Linked DNA regions of Homo sapiens: region 2 is linked to region 1. A link is an interaction called in ENCODE POLR2A ChIA-PET data of the cell type or tissue named here. Cell type or tissue: B cell. All regions are shown on one strand.

The links. ChIA-PET counts read pairs that join two places held together with the same protein. Peaks named below come from ENCODE experiments on the same cell type or tissue, not always from the same donor. Only the 100,000 strongest peaks of a DNase experiment are listed, where the experiment ranks them.
Region 2: POLR2A ChIA-PET joins it to region 1 with 6 read pairs; 2 of 35 experiments call an interaction of 5 or more read pairs at or near these places.

What each region holds. Positions count from the first base shown.
Region 1 is chr5:134,543,305-134,545,804 of GRCh38, reverse strand. The region is part of intron 3 of JADE2 (jade family PHD finger 2); the gene reads right to left. Among named protein-coding and RNA genes, the nearest start is that of JADE2, 19 kb to the right of the region's middle. RefSeq lists enhancers at 645-984, 1,245-1,344, 1,405-1,674, 1,775-2,004, 2,105-2,204. In B cell, no CTCF peak of the experiment used is centred here; DNase peaks (open chromatin) are centred at 554 and 1,534; H3K4me3 peaks cover 2,060 bases; H3K27ac peaks cover 2,500 bases.
Region 2 is chr5:134,305,700-134,308,199 of GRCh38, reverse strand. It overlaps CDKL3 (cyclin dependent kinase like 3), which reads left to right. Exons shown (of 13, transcript NM_001113575.2): 9 at 1-62; 10 at 1,498-1,591. Among named protein-coding and RNA genes, the nearest start is that of CDKL3, 60 kb to the left of the region's middle. In B cell, no CTCF peak of the experiment used is centred here; no DNase peak of the experiment used is centred here.

The sequences.
Region 1 (2,500 bases):
CATTAGAAATGACAGCTAACAGAGAAAGGTAATTGCCCTGTTAAGGCATGTCAGGTATTATGTTAAAGTTTTACATATATCGTGGCTCCTAATTCATATTACCCCCATTTTACAGATGTGGAGACTGAGATTCAGAAAGGTGAAACCACTTGTGTGAGGTCCCCACTGTCCTTTAACCACAGCAATACTGCTTGCAAGACACAGAGGGCTCTTCTTTTAAAAAATCTTTTCTGGGCCGGAACCTGATAAAGAGTTTCCCAGCCAAGAGCAAACTTATGCAGTTAAAATTCAGTATAAAACACGAAAGAAGGGCTATGAGAATAGCTACCCCCTGCCCAGTTGTGTTGCAAGCTACCACTAGGCTAAGTTCGTAAGACACTTAAAAAAAAAAAAACCCCACTCAACGTCTCTTTCTTTTATTTTCATGAGGATAACAGCACTTCCTGCTCTTAAAGAGAATTTATTACACACATTTCTTTTGCAAGACAAGTCCCAGAGGCCAGGAGGCCCTTCCAGCTGGCGGAGCAGCAACGTTTCCAACTATAGAAGTGGATCCTGCCCCCCACCCCAGAGAAAGGCAGTGTGAGTCTCAGAAAGCAGGCACTTAGCCTAGCGGAAGGGCTCGCCCCAACCCGCCTGCCTCACAGGGTAGCAAAGGAACTGCTGGTGGGCTGGAAACTTGGCTCAAAACCACAAGGGCAAGCACAAAACCTTTTTTTGGATTCTCCTGTTTTATCTATCAAATTATGGGCATTTTGCATTTTACTGTACCATACGCCTTCATTGTTCTACTATAAAATGGCATTTCAAACATCTGGATAACACCTCTGCTCCTCAGAAGGCATCTTATTTATCCTGTGGTTTGGAGCCCCAACACAATCTGGCCACCCCTGTCTTTACCCTTCACCCAGGGTAGAAGGAGGATTCCATTTTTAAAAGCATGGGTTGAGCTAAGAAGCTGCATCTCCACTCGCTGTGTTTTTTGGGGGAGTGGGGGGTGGCACTCCATATAGAGGGACTTTCAAGGACACTGGGTCTGGGGGACACCCTCTTGCTGGCAGCAGAGGCTTCTCTCAGGCCCCTTCCCCAGGGACTAAGTGCTACACATTGGTGAAGGGCCTCAGTGGTACATGCAACTAGGGATGTACTAATTTGTCACCACAGCCTATAGAGGAGCTGACAGCTGAATCCCCACTCCCACCATCCAGGCTTCCAGCTCAGGGTGGCCTGCTTTACCCGACACTCCCCACCTCCTGCCCCACTCACCTCTGGGGTTCCCTTCACCCCCCAGGGCTCCATGAGTCTCGGGAAGGAGTCACATCTACAGATCATCAACTCCCTGGGAGGACCCAGGGCAGAACTCTATGATAAGGGCTCTGAGGCTCACTCGCCTGGGGTCACAGATGTCCTCGGGCAAAGCCTGGGTGTTTTGGCAAAGCCAGGCTGCACCTCCCATAACAGACACCTTCCTGTGTAGCACCTGCATCCTGCTGACAAAGGACAAGCTCCCCAGGGACAGGGCCTGTGCTTTCTGTCCCCAGCACTGAGCTAGGCCCACTAGGTACTCTTAAGCACTTGCTGATTTTGATCAGCATCAGCAGCTCCCGGTCCAGAGACCCAGGCCTCTGCCCACTGGCTGACTTCTGGGGACTCTGACTTCCTGAAAATGCAGCTTTCTACCTCAAGACAGCCTGCTTGGGGAAACCCCCACCGCTTGGCCTGCCCTTCCGCCTGTGTCTCTGCCCAGGCCAGAGGAGGACACTACCTCAAACAGTAGCCCTCCAAAACATGCGGCTGGCCTCCAGGTCTCTCCCAGAACTGTCCTTCACACCTCCGGCAAGTCCGGGGTGGGGCAAAAATTTGTTAATTCCCCAGCCCCTGTGGGAAGGACATGGAGTGGTGGACTGCCCCCACCCACACTCCCTGACGTTGCTTAGATCTTTGAACCAGGCTGGAGAGCCTCCCTCCCTCTCCTTCAACCTAGCCACAGCTTCCACTCCCCACCCCCTCAAAAATACTCAAAGAAGCTTCCAGGGAACAACCAAGCCAGGAACTCCTGTTTTAGGCAAAGGGAAGGGAAAAGTCTATGGCAGTTGTCTTTTTGCTTTTTTTGCTTTTTTTTGTTTTTGAGACAGAGTCTTGCTTTGTAGCTCAGGCTGGAGTGCAGTGGTGCAATCTCGGCTCACTGCAACCTCCGCCTCCTGGGCTCAAGTGATCCTCCTGCCTCAACCTCCTGAGTAGCTGGGATTACAGGTGTGCATCACCATGACCAGCTAATTTTTAAAATTTTTTTTAGTAGAGACAGGGTTTCACCATGTTGGCCAGGCTGGTCTTGAACTCCTGACCTAGAGTGATCTGCCTGCCTTGGCCTCCCAAAGTGCTGGGATTACAGGCATGAGCCACCGCACCGGGCCTATGGCAGTTGTTCTTAACCCTGGATCCCAATAGCAGGTCTTGTTAAAAAAGTACAGGTACTAGGGGGCACAGTGGCTCACGCCTG
Region 2 (2,500 bases), 240 kb after region 1:
CTAACTAACAGTAATTTGATGGCTGCAAATCTCAGTTCAAATCTCTTTCACCCCAGTGTGAGGTGAGCTGTAACAGAGAAGAAACCTAAATAATACAACATTCCTGTATAATGGTATTTCAAAGAATCGTGTTCATAGTGTCTGTATGTAAACTGAACTTGAAGAAAATATATTGAAATTAAAGCTGTATAATGGGCCATTTACTGAGTGTTTCTTATGGATGCTGTAGAAGAAATTAACTTTTCTTGGCCATATAGATGTTTAAATTTTCACTAATGTCTTCTTGAAAAACCTTATTAAAAAAAAAGACCCTTTGAAAAATGTTTTTATTTTTGAAGAGAAAAAAAGTTGGTATGTCCTAAGTTCTGGTATCAATGTGCCTTGGTATAACAAAATATTTATTTCTGTATCATAGCAAATTCTCTAAGTGGAGAAAGGATAGTAAAAAAATAATCTTTCGTAAGTCAAATAGCCTTTCAAGGTGAAATATTTTGGGAGAAAAATAGCATATTAGGCCAGTTTTAGATTTAACCTCTGATACAGATTGAGAGACTGGTCCATGAGTCTGGTTAATCAAGGGCAGTGTGATGGATGGTGAGAGTTTGTCCAACAAGGCAGTAAGGCCACTTCAAAATTTAGGGAGGCTACTGTCATTCTAGGGGAGGAGACTGGGTTCATTAGCCCAAGAGGATTCTAGCAGACTGGTTTGGGCCACAGGTTGTGAAGCCCAGTGGTCTGCAGAGGTGAGCAAGTGGACATGTCCATGTCAGTCCAAAGGTACAGCAGGTTACAGACTGCAAGAGCCTAGTTGTTCTTGAGGTGATCCCAAAACCATGGTATCAGTAACAATGGTTGTAAGCCAGTCAGTCTTGGACAGTAAGTTCATAAATTGAGAAAGCTGATAGTTAAGAGAACCAAATTCAGAACAGGTAGAAGGGAGCAAGTAGGCCAGCAGGAGTAACCCCACAACATGCCTGTCACCACTGATGTAAACATGCACTAATTGTTCTCTGCCCTGTTACCACCTCTCTCCTAAGGGCAATTGGTAGGTAAGGACTCACTATTGCATTTTGGTACTCAGTGTTCAAACAGTAGACTTCCAAGCCATAATTTATTCATTCTTGAAGCTAAAACAAAGGCATTTCGGCCGGGCATGGTGGCTCGTGCCTGTAATCCCAGCAATTTGGGAGGCCAAGGCGAGTGTATCACTTTAGCTCAGGAGTTCGAGACCAGCCTGGCCAACATGGCAAAACCCTGTCTCTACAAAAAATACAAAAATTAGTTGGGCATGTTGGAGCACACCAGTAATCCCAGCTACTTGGGAGGCTGAGGCAAGAGAATCACTTGAACCCAGGAGACAGAGGTTGCAGTGAGCCAAGATCATGACACTGCACTCCAGCCTGGGTGACAGAGTGAGAATCTGCCAAAAAAAAAAAAAAAAAAAAAAAAGCATTTCTGGGGAGTTTTAGTAACTTCTCATTCATTTTTAAATAATAGGTTAACTGAAAGAGCAAAAAAGAGACGCACTTCTTCACAATCTATTGGACAAGTTATGCCTAATAGCAGGCAAGAGGATCCAGGTCCTATTCAAGTAAGGCAAGAAGCTACACATTAAAATATGGCCTCTTTTAACATTACTTCTTTTTTCCTTTTCTCTATCTTTAGGGCTCTAATACTTTTTTGTTTGTTTGTTTTGTTTTTTTGAGAGAGGATCTCTCTCTGTTGCCCAGACTGGAGTGCAGTGGTACGATCTCAGCTCACTGCAGCCTCGACCTCCTGGGCCCAAGCAATGCTCCCACCTCAGCCTCCCAAGTAGCTGAGACTTCAGGCACATGCCACCATGCCCAGCTAATTTTGTTCATTTTTTTGTAGCGACAAAGTCTCACTATGTTGCCCAGGCTGGTCTCAAACTCCTGAGCTCAAGGGATCCTTCCGCCTCAGCTTCCCAAAGTGCTAGGATTACAGGTGTGAGCCAACGCACCCAGCCTCTAACACTTCTAAAAATGTGCTTTAAGTTTCTTTTTTTCTTCCTGAGTTGAAAATAGGCCATTATTTTCTAAGTGCTTTCACAATTAATTAAGTTCATATATCTTAATTTATCACAATTAATTAAGTTCATATATCTTAATTTATGTATTTAACATGTGACTTAGGCAGAGTAAGTTAAGATTTCCACCTTTGAAAGTCACAAGAAGTTTTGTTTTTTTCACTCCCAAAAAATGTTTTTAATATCTTTATGGATTAAAAACAATTGCCAAATAAACACAACTTATTTTCACTAGAAAAAATAATCAAAATAATCGATGTAGTTCATCCCCCTCCCAACTTTTGTTTTGTTTTGTTTTTGGCTTATTTTGCATTATTCATCGCTAATGGGACCTCACAACTTTTTACATAGGAAATTGATTTATTCAAAATTGAAGCACAATGTTAATTATAATAACAAAAAACTGAAAACAATACAAACCTGTCCAAAAGCAGATGACTAAGTACATTAGGG